2 separate regions of the Homo sapiens genome follow, and region 1 is linked to region 2. The links are chromatin loops, found by intact Hi-C in ENCODE. Cell type or tissue: A673. All regions are shown on one strand. Each heading gives the region's core, and the rest is flanking DNA. Links, peaks and the distances in the headings are about the cores only. Region 1 overlaps GNAL (G protein subunit alpha L). Region 2 overlaps LOC101927511 (a long non-coding RNA gene).

Region 1 (8,331 bases), core at 292-8,291, 210 kb before region 2:
GTGGTGATCTGTGCCTGTGGTCCCAGCTACTCAGGAGGATCCCTTGAGCCCAGGAGATTGAGGCCACAGTGCGCTGTGATCACACCACTCCACTCCAGCCTGGGTAACAGAGTAAGACCCTATGTCTTTAATTAACAACAGCAACAAAAGATGAATACATAGCTCAAAATGGTAGTGCAAGCAGGGGGTGGGGTGGGGGGAGTAAGGCATGATTGTTGTCTCATTTTAATGTCTCTCTGAGCCTGATGATTTAAAAGGACTCACATTCTTCAGGCAAAAGTTATTTACTTTTGGAAGTCCACCTGCTCTCACAGCCAGTGTCATGTAAGCTCTCTCCCCTGTCTTGATTCTGCCCTCTTCTGGCTGCATTTTTACACTTGCTTCCAGGAGCTCCACCTTCATCAAGTCTCAGCAGCACAGTGGAGAGAGGCTCTGGGGGCTCATTGCAATTCTGAGTTGGACAACTCAGGCGGGAGCTTAGAATTGTTTCTAACAGGTGTTTGTTCTTGTCCCAAACCTCAAAGTTTCTTTTTAAGATAAATCTGCTTAATAGTTTCTACAATTATTTCTGAACTTCATTTCACCCTCAGTCTTTGCACAGACATTGATTCCTTCACATTGTTCTTTTATTTTCTTACAGTGATGATACAGACAGAAATACAGATATTTGCTACATCTCTGTAAGAAAATGTAATATTCCTGGATTCCTGTCTTAGACGATGAGTTTTATATTGTGTAATACAAATCAATATTGCAAGCAAAAGACATTTATACATTTTGAAAACAAATTGTTTCCTTGGGAGCCTGCTGATGAAAGGCTGACTCCTCTTGGGAGAAATCACTCAAAGCTCTGAGAGTTTAAACACACTGGGATGGGATGGACGAGTTAGTACTGGTTAGTAGATAAAGTCTCCAAGAAACATCAGAGCCATTTGGGTGGGGAAGGGATCTCCAGCATCATATTTTTGATTTGCTCTTTGGTGTTTTTATTGATGATTTGGTATTTGGCCGCAAACGAGATAGTTAACCCAGATTTCTAAAATCCTGGAACTGAACATTTAGAATATGAAGACTGTGAGATCATAGGTTCATAGATGTGTTGGGTACAACATCTTCCATCAAAGAGAAAGGGGACATTTTTTTCCTGAGCGGTTAGAAGGAAAACATGCTTCCTGCCTATGGAGCAGTGGTCTTAGCGCTCCTCTTGCCCCACCTGTGTGGGTTTTCACTCTTTTGCCCACTCTGCCTTCCCTAAGCACAGTGAACCAGCTGGAGGATGCTCTCTGCTCACCAATTCCAGAGCTTCCCCGGCTTCCTCTGCCCTTGGAATCCCTCTCCCACACTCCTAAGTAGCCAGATCCTCTCCAGATTTAACGGTCGATTACAAGTGTTACCTCCTCTTTGAAACATTTTCTGACCCTCTGTGTTGGAAGTGCTCTTCCTTAAGTTTCCACTCGTTTTATTATGTACTTCCTTCATAATACTCATTACCTTTTATTGTAGATATTTGTAAGTTTCACTTAAATGCATTAGCAGATTATATATTCTGTGCGAGCCATATCCATTCTGATTCATTTCTGTATCCTCCACACCACCCAGCAGAATCTGGCATAAAATGCTGTAAACAGGAAAACCAAACCTTGTAAAATATTTTATTAATAAAGAGGTTTATTCTGAGCCAATGTGGCTGCTCGCGGCTGGCAGAAAACACAAACCCAGGAAGCCTTGATTAAGTCGCCCCGAGGCAGTTGGGTTACAGCTTGATTTTACACATTAGGGAGACTGGAGTTGCAGGTAAAATCATAAAGCAACACATGGAAATTCTACATTAATTTGGCCCAAAAAGGCGAGACATCTGGAAGCAGAGGCTTACAAGTCATAGGTGGGTTTTAGGGATTCTTTATTTAGTTGGCAATGGGTTGAAAGAGTTAAGTTTTTCTTTTCTTTTCTTTTCTTTTTTTTTTGAGACAGAGTCTCGCTCTTTCGCCCAGGCCGAACTGCAGTGGCGCTATCTCGGCTCACTGCAAGCTCTGCCTCCCAGGTTCACAACATTCTCCTGCCTCAGCCTCCCACTTTTTTTTTTTTTTTTTGAGGCAGAGTATCCCTCTGTCACCCAAGCTGGAGTGCAGTGGCACGATCTCAGCTCACTGCAGCCTCCACCTCCCAGGTTCAAGCGATTCTTCTGCCTCAGCCTCCTGAGTAGCTGGGATTACAGGTGCCGGCACCACGCCCAGCTAATTTTTGTAGTTTTAGTAGAGATGGGGGTTTCCCCACGTTGGCCACGCTGGTCTCGAACTCCTGATCTCAGGTAATCTGCCTGCCTCGGCCTCCCAAAATGCCGGGATCACAGGTGTGAGCCACCATACCTGGCCAAGTTAAGTTTTTCTAAAGACTTGCTGGGCACAGTGGCTCACGCCTGTAATCCCAGCACTTTGGGAGGCCAACGCAGGTGGATCACCTGAGGTCAGGAGTTCGAGACCAGCCTGGCCAACATGGTGAAACCCCATCTCTACTAAAAATACAAAAATTAGCCAGGCATGGTGGCATGCACCTGTAGTCCCAGCTACTAAGGAGGCTGAAGCAGGAAAATCTCTCAAACACAGGAGGTGGAGGTTACAGTGACCTGAGATCGCGTCACTGCACCCCAGCCTGGGTAACAGAGTGAGACTCCATCTCAAAAAGGAAAAAAAATAAAATAAAATAAAGACTTGAAGTCAGTACAAAGGATGCTTAAGTTAAGGGGGTCGGCTATCTGTCATGTGATACTATACCAGAGTCAAATTGGAAAGTAAGCCATGTCATATCGAGTTAATTAAAAACAAACAAACAAAAACCTTTAGCAAGCTTTCATAGTTTGCAGCATGTGACTTAACCCTTGCCTAGCATGGCCTTGGGTCCTGTTTATAATCTGGTGTCTTATTGCCACACAGAATCTATTGCATTAGACTGATGATCTCTGTTTTAATGTTAATTCCAGTCATTTGTGCCTAAACTCCAAAAAGAATGGGGTATGAGGTGTGTCTGACTTCCCTTACCATCATGGCCAGGAATTCAGTTTTTGTTGTTGTTGTTGTTTTTGAGACGGAGTCTCACTCTGTTGCCCAAGCTGGAGTGCAGTGCTGTGATCTCAGCTCACTGAAACCTCCGCCTCCTGGGTTCAAGCGATTATCGTGTCTCAGCCTCCGGAGTAGCTGGGATTACAGGCCCACGCCACTATGCCCAGCTAATTTTTGTATTTTTAGTAGAGACGGGGTTTCTCCATGTTGGCCAGGCTGGTTCTCCAACTCCTGACCTCAGGTGATCCACCCGCCTTGGCCTCCCAAAGTGCTGGGATTACAGGCGTGAGCCACCGTGCCCGACTGGGAATTCAGTTTTTAAGGTTTTTCTGAGGTTACCCTTGGCCAAGAAGCTTCATTCAGTCAGTGGGGGGCCTTAGGATTTTATTTTTAGTTTACGATAGGTCGAATATAGTCCTTGACAAAACAGAAGAAAGAACGTAGAAATCCCACTGCGCAATTGAATTCCAATCCAGAAAGATTGCCATTTGTTTTTTTATTTCCCCTAGTGCAGAAATAACTCACATATCATGAATTCACACCTCTTAAAATTGTACAATTCAGTGTGTTTAGCATATTCACAAGGCCGTGGAACCATCACCACCGTCCTTGGGAGCCCACTGCTGAAGGACTGGAATATCTAATTCCCGAATGTTTTCATCATTCTGCAAAGAAGCCCTGGACCCACTAGCAGTCACTCCCCGTTTCCCCTCCTGCTCTTCCTCCCAACAACCATTAGTCTATTTTCTCTCTTTGCAGATTTGCCTATTCTGGACATTTGACATAAATAATCTTATAATATGTGGTCTTTTGTGACTAGCTTCTTTTTCTTAGCATAATGTTTTTATCTATGTGTAACATACATCTCTACTTCATTCCTTTTTGTGGTTGAACAATATTCCATCATATAGGTATACCATATTTTGTCTATTTATCATTGGTGGACATTTGCGTGTTTCTGCTTCTGTGCTTTCATGAATAATGCTGCTATGGACATTTGTGTACAGGTTTTTGTCTAAATATATGCTTATTTCTCTTGGGTATTACCAAGAATTGGAATTGCTGGGTCATGTGGTAACTGTATGTTCAACTTTTTAAGAAAAACGTAAACAGTTTTCCAATGTGGCTGCATCATTTTACTTTCCCACCAGCAGTGTATGAAGGGTTCTAATTTTTCCACATCTCACCGACACTCGTTACTGTCTTTTTTATTGTAGCCATCCTAGTGGATGTGAGATGTTATTCACTGTGCTTTTGATTTGCAGTTCCTTAATTAATAATGTTGAGTATCATTTCTTATGCAAATTGGTTATTTGTATATCTTCTTTAGAGAAATGTCTGTTCAAATCCTTTGTTCCTATTTTAATTGGGTTATTTGTCATTTTTTCTCATTTGTTCTCAAGCACACGTAACTCTACATTTAGTCTGTCCTCACCCATGGGTATCTGTTCAAAAAGGAATAGTGTCAAGTTTTGCCCCGATTTTATCATTTCAATTGTGTTGTATGTTAGCAATATTCAGTGCTAACAAGTTTTAACTACATGGTTCTAAATATGGATCTTCCCAACATTTACAAATGGAGGAGGGATAGACGGAGTGTTCAAAAGAAAATGTTAATATGCTTTGAAACATTGTTTTGTCAATGTAAATGTTAAATCAGCAGAACCCAGTAACTGATGAGAAGCACAGTAAGTTAGCTACAGCAATCACATAAGCAGAAGCACAGGGAAATTCACGAAGAGGGAAACAGCAAAAATAGAAAGGCGGGAACACAGGAGTGGGTATAGGGATGCCTACAGTTATGTATTCATGAAGTAAGAGCTTTCTGGGCAGTGATTAACTGATTTGTCAGAAATTGCAGACAGCAAGGAAAGAAGAAATAAAACTTGCTTGGAAGGAAGTAGTGTTGTCTGGTCCGCTGTGGACACCTGGACATGTGAAGAGAAGACTCTGATCTGTGCTCAGAGTCGGGTTGTTTCTCGAACGGCCGCCTGGTGGCGCTGTGGCACAGGGGCGCTGGCGAGGGAAAGGCTCCTGCAATGCACCAAGCTGCGCCCGGGCGCGGGGAGCCGTCGACTGGGGACTTGGAGGTGTGGGCCTCTCGTGCTGTGTCTGAGGGACAGCTGTCATGTGTGAAGCTCCTGCTATATAAAAGGGTGAGCTGTTTCCCTCTGCTCACCCTTTAAACTGCTCTGCCTGCTGAATGCTGTACCCAGGTGGCGGAGAGCAGAAGCGAAACTGGGGAGTGAGGCCAGTGAGGCTGGGGGGCTTGCTGGACACAGCCAGTTCTCCAGAGCTGGAGCTAAACGGCAGCAAGGTCCCAGCCTCTCACTGGTGTGTTCTCATTTTCATCTTTTGGAGATGTTTTTTCTGTCTTAAAAAACATTCCAAGTCCATCAACGGATGACTGGATAAAGCAAATGTGGTACTTATACACTATGGAATACTATTCAGCTGTAAAAAGAGTAAAATCATGTCTTCTTGAGGGTAATTCTCTAAGTGAAATAACTCAGAAATAGAAGTCAAATGCCACATGTTCTCATAAGTGAGAGTGAAACAATGTGTGCACGCGGACACAGGAGTGGAAGAACAGACATTAGAGAGGCAGGATGTGAGGGAGGGAGGGACGATTACTTACTGGGTACAGTGTACGCTCTTCAAGTGATGCCTACACTATGCTCTATAGCCATGCAACAAAACTGCACTTGTATCCCCTATGTCTATCACTGAAAAAAAAAAAAAAAAAAAGTCCAAGCCCAGAACTTGTGTGTGCGTGTCATTCTGCACATTCCTGGACAGGTCCTGTGTCCGTTCTGTAGAACTGCGCCATCATTTCTCTCCTGGAGGAGGCCCCCAGCCTCACCAGAAGGGATGAAGATGTGGGGTGGCCTCATCCTTTTTGAAACAGCTCTTAGTTCAGATGAAACCATCTTTCCAGAGGCTCGGTGGTTTCTCGATGGAACTGGGGGTTAGGGAAGAGCAATAAGCTTTTCTTTTTCTTTTTCTTTTTTTTTTTTTTTTGAGACAGCCTCGCTCTGTCACCAGACTGGAGTGCAGTGGCGCGATCTCAGCTCACTGCAACCTCCGCCTCCCAGTTCAAGCGATTCTCCTGCCTCAGCCTCCTGAGTAGCCAGGACTACAGGCGTGCACCACCACGCCCAGCTAATTTTTGTATTTTTAGTAGAGACGGGGTTTCATCATGTTGGCCAGGATGGTTTCGATCCCTTGACCTCGTGATCCACCCGCCTTGGCCTTCCAGAGTTCTGGGATTACAGGCGTGACCCACCGCGCCGGGTGTAGATTTTCTTTACAGGACAGGATCAAATCACATAGAATGGATTCAGTGGAGGCAATCATGTCTGGGCTCTGAGGGCTGGAGCATGGCTGTGTGGCTTAAATGATATGTCCTTGGAGAGCAGCAATTTCTGAGAGATTAGCAATAGCTTGCATTCTAGATAGCATGGGAGTTTCATAGGCTCGCCTAGGACTCTAAAGATCTCATGGCATCGTTCAACAGGTGAGGTTTTAGGTTGCAAAGGGAATACTACCAGATCCTAAGCAGGACCACTGCTGGGGTCATTCTGTAGTTCACTCAGTAAGCATCAATGATCTGATGAGCATGTAGGAAATAGCCTTTGGGGGGATTTATTCTACTGGAGAAACTTGGCATTCTCAGAGAACCACAGCAACCAGGCAGGAAGCTAAAGGGCAAATGGCATTTAGACCAGCGTCCCCTATCTGATGCAGGAGTGCTTGAACCAAGTATAGAACCGGTTTGATGGACTTGCAGAGAAGTGGGAAGAGAGCATCCTAGATAAAGAGAAAGGCTGGACTCAGGTGGGCACAGGGAAAACGCCAGGCCGACGTGAGGATTGGTGGGCATTTGATAAGGTTTTGTTTATTGTTTTTGTGGGGGTTTTTTTTGAGATGGAGTTTCGCCCTTATCACCCAGGTTATAGTGCAATGGCACGATCTTGGCTCACTGCAACCTCCACCTCCCAGGTTCAAGTGATTCTCCTGCCTCAACCTCCCAAGTAGCTGGAACTACAGGCTCGCACCACCACACCCGTCTAATTTTTGTGTTTTTGGTAGAGACGGGGTTTCACCATGTTGACCAGGCTGGTCTTGAACTCCTGACCTCAAGTGATCCACCCGCCTTGCCCTTCCAAAGTGCTGGGATTACTGGTGTGAGCCACTGTGCCCGACCTGATAAGGTATTGATAAGTGGTATTAATAAGTGAGTTGAGCTCAATGAAGAGAGTGATGATAAGGAATGGATCATTTAAATAAGAGTAGCTCACTGGTCTCTTTAATTAAAAAGAATGTGACCAGGTGTGAAGCTCACACCTGTAATCCTAGCACTTTAGGAGGCTGAGGCAGGAGAATCACTTGAGCCCAGGAGTTCGAGATCAGCCTGGGCAACATGGCAAAACCTTGCCTCTACTAAAACTATAAAAAGTTGGCCAGGTGTGGTGGCATGCACCTGTAGTAACAGCTACTTGGGAGGCTGAGTTGAGAGGATTGCCTGAGCCCTAGAGGTGGAGGAGTTTGCAGTGAGCCGAGATTGTGCCACTGCATTCCAGCCTGAGCCACAGAGTGAGAACCTGTCTCAAAAAAAAAAAAAGAAAGAGAGAAAGAAAGGAGGGAGGGAGGGAAGGAAGGAAAGGAAGGAAGGAAGGAAGGAAGGGAGAAAAAAATGCAAGGTCACAGTAAAAAGTTCAGAGAATGGAAAAGGACAGAGAGCAACACTGGAAACCTCCCTTCCTGGGTCCCAATTGTTTATCGGATGCCTTCGAGCCCTCCCCCTGTTCATATACAAGAATCTATTAACATAGTGATTTGATATGCAGAGTTTACTACTCTCTGTCTTGTCCCGCAACTTACTCTGGGACTTAACATGCCAGTACATCTCCAAATCTAGTCTATTTTCTTCCCACAGAGGGAGAGACTTCTTTTATTAAAGATACTTCTGGCTGGGCATGGTGGTTCACATGTAATTCCAACACTTCGAGAGGCTGAGGCGGGAAGATTGCTTGAGGCCAGGAGTTCCAGACCAGCCTGAGCAACATAGTGAGACTTCGTGTCTACAAAAAATTTAAAAATTAGCCATGCATGGTGGCACACACCTATAGTCTTAGCTACTCAGGAGGCCAAGGCGGGAGGATCACTTGAACCCACGTGTTAGAGGCTGCAATAAGCTATGATCACACCACTGCGTTCCAGCCTGGGCAACAGAGCAAGACCCTATCTCTATTATTTTTTAAAGATACTTCTT
Region 2 (8,331 bases), core at 164-8,163:
AAATAGACAGAAGGGGCCGGGCGCGGTGGCTCATGCCTGCAATCCCAGCACTTTGGGAGGCCGAGGCGGGTGGATCTCCTAAGGTCAGGAGTTCGAAACCAGCCTGGCCAACATGGTGAAACCCTGTCTGTACTAAAAATACCAAAAATTAGCCGGGCGTGGTGGCAGTGCCTGTAATCTCGGCTACTCAGGAGGCTGAGGCAGGAGAATTGCTTGAACCTGGGAGGCAGAAGTTGCAGTGAGCTGAGATTGGGCCACTGCACTCCAGCCTGGGCAACAAGACCAAAACTCTGTCTAGGAAGGAGGGAAGGAGGGAAGGAGGGAGGGATGGAGGGAGAGAGGGAGGAAGGAAGGAAGGAAGGAAGGAAGGAAGGAAGGAAGGAAAGGAAGGAAGGAAGAGAGACCAGCAGTGGCTCATGCCTGTAATCCCAGCAGTTTGGGAGGCTGAGGCAGGCGAATCACAAGGTCAGGAGATTGAGACCATCCTGGCTAACACGGTGAAACCCCATCTCTACTAAAAATACAAAAAATTAGCCGGGTGTGGTGGCAGGTGCCTGTAGCCCCAGCTACTCAGGAGGCTGAGGCAGGAGAATCGCTTGAACCTGAGAGGCAGAGGTTGCAGTGAGCTGAGATGGCGCCACTGCACTCCACCTGGGTGACAGAGCAAGACTACGTCTCAAATAAATAAATAAATAAATAAATAAATAAATAAAAATTAAATAAAATAAAAAAGGAAAAGAAAAATAGAAGAATAAAGTAAGGACCTTCAAGAAAAACTGGAACAATTTCCTCTGAAGAGCGAATAGTCTCAGTTGATAGTATTTAAAATTATTTTTATAACTTTACAAAATAAATATAAGACAAAAAGATTGCTTTTGATTTTAGCACAGAGATGCTCCAATATTATCTCTAAAAACTGTCAAGAGTAGAGGTGTAATCACATTCCGTCTATGTAGCAACAACTGAAAGTGCTAAAACTTCCCAACTCCGTGAGCAGGAAGTAAGCACAGAGAGTCCTGACTCCTCTGTGATCCAAGTGCTGATCACTTCCCAGACATCATTTGAACTCACTCTACAAAGAAGCAGGTCTGTAGTTTATGAAAGTAGTTCACTAGGCTGGGCGCAGTGGCTCATGCCGGTAATCACAGCACTTTGGGAGGCCGAGGTGGGCAGATTACGAGGTCAAGAGATTGAGACCATCCTGGCCAACATGGTGAAACCTGGTCTCTACCAAAAATACAAAAATTAGCCAGGTGTGGTGGTGGGCGCTTGTAATCCCAGCTACTAGGGAGGCTGAGGCAGGAGAATGGCTTGACCCCAGGAAGCGGAGGTTGCAGTGAGCCGAGATCGCGCCACTGCACTCCAGCCTGGGCGACAGAGCAAGACTCCGTCTCAAAAAAAAAAAAAAAAAAAAAAAACAGAAAAAAAAGAAAAGAAATTAGTTCGCTAGTTTCCAGTTCATGTTACACAAAGCAATTTTCTTAAATTCCTGAACTGGAGCCATAACTGTGGAAACACTGCAGTCACATCCCAAGGAAAATCAAAGATGTAAAGTTACTAACTGTTGGAACAAACTGGCTCCAGCTGTAACCAAGCAAAGAAAGTAATGTGCCCTGAATCAACTTACTGTCAAATCCTCTCCTGAATTATTAGCAGGGCATGGTGGTGTGCACCTGTAGTCCCACCTACTCGGGAGGCTGAGGCAGAAGAACTGCTTGAACCCAAGAGGTGGAGGTTGCAGTGAGCCGAGATTGTGCCACTGCACTCCAGTCTGAGAGAGCGAGACTCCATCTCAAAAAAAAAAAAAAAAAAAAAAAATTCCTCCCCTGAGCAGGCAGAGCTGGCGAAGTTCAGCCATGGGCAGAGCAGGCTTGGGCCCAGGGATTGAAAGCCAGGGATTACCAGGCCAAGAAGTCGAACAGTCCAGACTACCACACAGTGAGGGCGCTTCCCAGGGGAGGGGTGGAGGGGCCTAGAGTGCAGGTGTGGGACCATGGCTGGGGAGGAGCAGGAATGCCGGTGCCAATGCAGGGCTCAGCAGAAAGCAACCAGATGGTTGTCAAGAAAATAATTGATCCTGAAGACAAATCCTAGACCAAGTGTGCACACTCTAAGCCCAGGTCCTGATTCTACCCTTTCCAGCTCTCCAGAGAGCAGAGGCCCCAACAGTCTGGCCAGTTCTGAGCCCGGCACCCAAGCACCCTAAGACCTCTGAGCTATCTGGCCAACCTCCCTCCCCCAGGGCATGTCACTGTCTTCTGCCACAATTTTGGAGCTTGCAAAGCTTGCTAACAGAATATACACAGAGGTATTTCACTCATGGGTCTTGTTCTAGATGCCTGGGAGATCATAGTGTAACCTGGAGACAAGATTCCCAGTAGATGTTTTTTGATAATTAGAAAACAGAGAAAGTCAGGCTCAGTGGCAGATGTCTGTAGTCCCAGCTGCTCAGGAGGCTGAAGTAGGAGGATCATTGGAGGCCAGGAGTTCAAGGCTGCAGTGAGCTATGATTGCACCTGTGACTAGCCACTACACTCAAGCCTGGGCAACAGAGCACATTCCCATCCCTAAAAAAAAAAGAAAAAAAAGAAAAAAAAAAGAAAAGGGAGAGGAAGAGGAGAAGAAGAAGGAGGGGGAAAGAGGAGAAGAAGAGGAGGGAGAATGGAAAGAGCAAAACAAAGAAAGAAGAAGAAGAAACAAAAGGGGAAGAAGGAAAGAAGTCAGTGACATCAGTTTGAGGGAAAAGCGCACACACGCACACGCACACACACACACGCACACCACTGTGATTGCCCTAAAGAAATTAGCTACTTTTTGGCCAGGCGAGGTGGCTCACACCTGTAATCCCAGCACTTTGGGAGGCCGAGGCGGGTGGATCACCTGAGGTCTGGAGTTCGAGAACAGCCTGGCCAACATGGTGAAACCTCATCTCTACTAAAAATACAAAAAATTAGCTGGGCGTGGTGGCGGGCACCTGTAATCCCAGCTACTTGGGAGGCTGAGGCAGGAGAATCGCTTGAACCCTGGGGGCAGAGGTTGCAGTGAGCCAAGATGGCACCAGTGCACTCCAGCCTGAGCAACAAGAGTGAAACTCCGTCTCAAAAAAAAAAAAAAAGAAAGAAAGAAATTAGCTATTTTTCAACTCTATTATTTAAACCCTCCTTAGGGCATCCTTTGGAGTGACAGCAGACAGTGACTGGGATAACTCTGCATATTTTGGCTTAAAATTATTTTTATCTACTGAAAGGAAAACTAAATTATACTCTGAAACATAATCTAATGACGGAGGGTCTCAGAGCAAATAGCTGTTAGTCGGAGATATTGAAAGTGATCAGGTTGTGAACTCACTTGAATCGAGCCTATTACCTCATGAAATTATAAAATGATTAGCAATGTCCCCAGCAGATGGCGCAAGTGGCCCCTCTGCTGTGATGGGAAGCCAATCTGTTTCCTCTTCATATGACAATTGAACAGTAGATCCTAACCAGGTAAGGTGTTTAGTTAGGAAAGAAATCATTCATGGGATTCCAAGAGAGGCTAACTAGGAAAGACAAAATCTGGAGGCTTTTTAATTTACTTCTCATGTTAAACAGTCTAGGAGCATGTATTGACCTCACCAGTAATATGGTTCCATTCACAATATTTTTAGCTCTGAAAAAGAAAATTCTCTCATGACAGAGTTTTAGATTAAGTCCCAAAGGATGACAAAGTACCAACAATTAGAATATCTGAAATGTTTTGATGAGCTGGTGGAATTAGTGAAGGGCTCATAATGAGAAGCTCAGAGCTGTCTCCTAACAAATTACAGGTAAACGGTTTCTGAAGGAAACTGCAGGGAAGGGGATAATGATTAAAGATTATTGGAGTCAGCCAATGTTTCTGCTGCTTTGCTAGTTACTTGCAAACAAATATGATGTTCTTGCTCACATTTTGAAGCTCTCGGCTACGCATTTTTTACGAACAAGCAAACATTTGCATTTCTAGGCCAGAGGCAGCCCACGCTGGGAAGGCAGGGGACGGAATGTGTTATCCATCGAATAGTCTTCGAAAGTGCAAAAGAACTTTATTAATTAAAGCATGTTAAATATCTGCCTTTATAACTTCCAAAGAAACAAGAATTGAGAATGTTCAGGTCAATGAATAATTTTGTGCAATAGCTGTCCTGCCAATACCTACTGCCTTCCATCCCAAACACCCATCAATGTTTTAACCCTCTGTAGTCTGCTTCTTATATCCAACTGCCACTAAAACTTTATTTTATTTATTTATTTATTTATTTATTTATTTATTTATTTATTTTTGAGACAGAGTCTCACTCTGTTGCCCAGGCTGGAGTGCAATGGCGCGATCTCAGCTCACTGCAACCTCCGCCTCCCGGGTTCATGTGATTCTCCTGCCTCAGCCTCCTGAGTAGCTGGGATTACAGGCGTGCGCCACCAGGCCCAGCTAATTTTTGTATTTTTAGTAGAGACGGGGTTTCACCATGTTGGTCAGGCTGGTCTTGAACTCCTGACCTCGTGATCCGCCCGCCTCGGCCTCCCAAAGTGCTGGGATTACAGGAGTGAGCCACCGCACCCAGCCCCTATTTTTTTTTTTTTTTGACTGTCTCTGTTACCAGGCTGGAGTGCAATGGCATGATCTCGGCTCACGGCAACCTCTGCCTCCGGGGTTCAACTGATTCTCCTGCTTCAGCCTCCCAAGTAGCTGGGACTACAGGTGCATGCCACCATGCCCAGCTAATTTTTGTATTTTTAGTAGAGACAGGGTTTCACCATGTTGGCCAGGATGGTCTTCATCTCTTGACCTCGTGATCTGCCCACCTCGGCCTCCCAAAGTGCTGGGATTACAGACATGAGCCACCACCCTGGCAAAACTTTACTTTTTTTTTTTTTTTTGAGACTGAGTCTCCCTCTGTCACCCAGGCCAGAGTGCAGTAGCACGATGTTGGCTCACTGCAACCTCTGCCTCCCAGGTTCAAATGATTCCTGTGCCTCAGTCTGAGTAGCTGGAATTACAGGCGTGTGCCACTATGCCTGGCTAATTTTTGTATTTTTAGTAGACATGGGGTTTCACCATGTTGGCCAGTCTGGTCTCCAACTCCTGGCCTCAAGTGTTCCACCTGCCTAGGCCTCCCAGAGTGCTGGGATTACAAGTGTGAGCCACTGCACCTAGCAAAACTTTACTTTTTAAATATATTTAAAAATATAAATTAATATATGTTAATTGCAAGGAATTTGAAAACACTGAAAAGTATAAAGAGAAAAATTTGTAGCTACCTGAGGTGTTCTTCGCTGCATAAAGAAAGACCACAGGCTGGGTGCAGTGGCTCACGCCTGTAATCCCAGCACTTTGGGAGGCTGAGGCTGAGGCAGGTGGATCATGAGGTCAGGAGTTCGAGACCAGGTGGCCAACATGGTGAAACCCCATCTCTGCTAAAAATACAAAAGTTAGCTGGGTGGTGGCGCATGCCTGTAATCCCAACTACTCGGGAGGCTGAGGCATGGGAATTGCTTGAACTCAAGAGGTGGAGGTTGCAGTGAGCCCAGTTTGCACCACTGCACTCCAGCCTAGGTGACAGACCAAGACTCTGTCTCAGAAAAAGAAAGAAAGAAAGAAAGAAAGAAAGAAAGAAAGAAAGAAAGAAAGAAAGAAAGAAAGAAAGAAAGAAAGGACCACAGCATTGTAGTAGAGTTTAATAGACACAAGGCTGGCCATAACACTGGGAGATGGAATTGGTACTCAAATCATCTCATTCAAAGCTCGTAGATTAGGGGTTTTTTTCTTTTTCTTTCTTTTTTTTTTTTTTGAGACAAAGTCTTACTCTGTCACCCACTGGGCTCACTGCAACCTCCACCTCCTGGGTTCAAGCGATTCTCCTGCCTCAGCCTCCTGAGTAGCTGGGATTAGAGGCACGTGCCACCACATCCAGCTAATTTTTGTAGCTTTTTTGTAGTTTTTAGTAGCTAATTTTTGTAGTTTTTAGTAGATACGGGGTTTCACCATGTTGGTCAGGCTGGTCTCGAACTCCTGACCTCGCGATCTGCCCGCCTCAATCTCCCAAAGTGCTGGGATTGCAGGCATGAGCCACCACGCCCCATCAGATTAGGGGTTTTTCAAAGGCAGTTTGGGGGAAGCAGTGTTGGGGAGGGGGGGTGCTAGGTAACAGGTGCTTGCTGCTGATTGGTTGGGGGCAGAGATGAAATCATAGTGGGTTGAAGCGGTCCTCCTGTGGGCTGGTCGACTCTAGGTGCAGCCACAGGAGCAAGGGTTGTCATCCAGGTGGAGCCATGGGTGTCAGACATGCAAAAAACCTGGAAAGATATCTCAAAAGGCCAATCTTCAAGAATGGTGTTATTTGGAGGAGTAACTGGGGATGTATCATATTTTATAACATTCTGAATAACTTAGCAGGACCCAGCCTCCTCTCCTCTCTCAGCGTGATGGCCTCCAATTAGCTTTACAAAAGCAGCTGAGTTTTGGGCAAGGCCTGTTATTATTTAAACTGCAGCTGAAAGGTCTTCCAAAGTTAGCTTAGTCCAATAATCTGGGAATAATTAAGGGAAAGGCAAGATGGAGGTTAGGCTAGCTTAGTTTACCGTTATAATTTTCTCATGGATATAACTTTTGCAAAGGCAGTTTCAAGATTACCCATGAATGAGTAGATATGGGCAACACATACTTCATTATTATTATTATTATTATTATTATATATTTTTTGGAGACAGGGTCTCACTCTGTTGCCCAGGCTGGAGTGTAGTAGTGTGACCATGGCTCACTTCATCCTTGACCTACCAGGCTCAAGCAATCCTCCCCAGTCAGCCTCCCCAGGAGCTGGGACTACAGGCACATGCCATTACACCCAGCTAAATATACATTTAAAAAAATTTTTTTGTTGGGACAGGGTCTCACCATCTTGCCCAGACTGGTCTTGAACCCCTGGGCTCAAGCAATCCTCCTGCCTTGGCCTTCCGAAGTGCTGGGATTACAGTCATGTAACCCCACTGTCAGAGGTGTGTGGACCAAAGCAACTCCATCTTGAATAGGAGCTGGGTAAAATGAGGCTGAGACCTACTGGGCTGCATTCTCAGACGGTTAAGGCATCCTAAATCACAGGATGAGATAGGGGGTCAGCATAAGATACAGGTCATAAAGACCTTGCTGATAAAACAGGTTGCAGTAAAGAAGCCAGCCCAAACCCACCAAAACCAAGATGGCCACAAGAGTGACCTCTGATTGTCCTCACTGCTACCTTCCCACCAGCGCCATGACAGTTTACAGATGCCATGGCAACATCAGGAAATTACCCTGTAGGGTCTAAAAAGGGGAGGCATGAATAATCCACCCCTTGTTTAGCATTTCATCAAGGAATAACCATAAAAATGGGCAACCACCAGCCCTCGGGGCTGCTCTGCCTACGGAGTTGCCATTATTTTATTCCTTTACTTTCTTTCTTTTTTTTTTTTTTTTTTTTTGAGACGGAGTCTCGCTTTTTCGCCCAGGCTGGAGTGCAGTGGCGCAATCTCGGCTCACTGCAAGCTCCGCCTCCCGGGTTCAGGCCATTCTCCTGCCTCAGGCTCCCGAGTAGCTGGGACTACAGGCGCCCACCACCACTCCCGGCTAATTTTTTGTATTTTTAGTAGAGACGGGGTTTCACCGTGTTAGCCAGGATGGTCTTGATCTCCTGACCTCGTGATCCGCCCGCCTCAGCCTCCCAAAGTGCTAGGATTACAGGCATGAGCCACCACGCCCAGCCAATTCCTTTACTTTCTAATAAACTTGCTTTTGCTTTCCACTGTGGACTCGCCCTCAATTCTTTCTTTCACAAGAAACAAGAACCCTCTCTTGGCGTCTGGATCGAGTTCCCTTTCCTGTAACACCACCATGCTTAGCCTGGGCAACACATACTTCTGACAAAGAGCTTGTGCCCAGAATATAGAAAGAACTCATACACATCAATTTTCTTAAAAGACTAAACAGAAAAATTGGTGAGAGATTTGAACAGACACTTAACCAAAGAGAATATATGCATGGACAATCTCTATTTCATTAGTAACCAATATTTTTTTTTTTTTTTTTGAGACGGAGTTTTGCTGTTGTTGCCCAGGCTCGAGTGCAATGGCGTGGTTGGGCTCGCTGCAACCTCCACCTCCTGGGTTCAAGCGATGCTTCTGCCTCAGCCTCCTAAATAGCTAGGATTACAGGTACCCACCACCACACCCTGCTAAATTTTTTTATGACTCATGCATGAGTCACTGCACCTGGCCATTAGTAACCAATTATAAACTAAAACCAAGGCTGGGCATGGTGGCTCATGCTTGTACTCCTAGCACT

The links. Peaks named below come from ENCODE experiments on the same cell type or tissue, not always from the same donor. Only the 100,000 strongest peaks of a DNase experiment are listed, where the experiment ranks them.
Region 1: a loop joins it to region 2, with 3 times the contacts of the local background. A loop is called at or near these places in 23 of 110 quality-filtered maps.

What each region holds. Positions count from the first base shown.
Region 1 is chr18:11,728,088-11,736,418 of GRCh38, forward strand. All of the region lies in intron 1 of GNAL (G protein subunit alpha L), which reads left to right. Among named protein-coding and RNA genes, the nearest start is that of GNAL, 43 kb to the left of the region's middle. RefSeq lists an enhancer at 4,586-5,194. In A673, for the core only: CTCF peaks have their summits at 381 (motif pointing left) and 5,047 (motif pointing right); a DNase peak (open chromatin) is centred at 5,094; H3K27me3 peaks cover 5,509 bases.
Region 2 is chr18:11,934,665-11,942,995 of GRCh38, forward strand. The region is part of intron 2 of LOC101927511 (a long non-coding RNA gene); the gene reads right to left. Among named protein-coding and RNA genes, the nearest start is that of MPPE1, 31 kb to the left of the region's middle. In A673, for the core only: a CTCF peak has its summit at 3,409 (motif pointing right); a DNase peak (open chromatin) is centred at 3,407.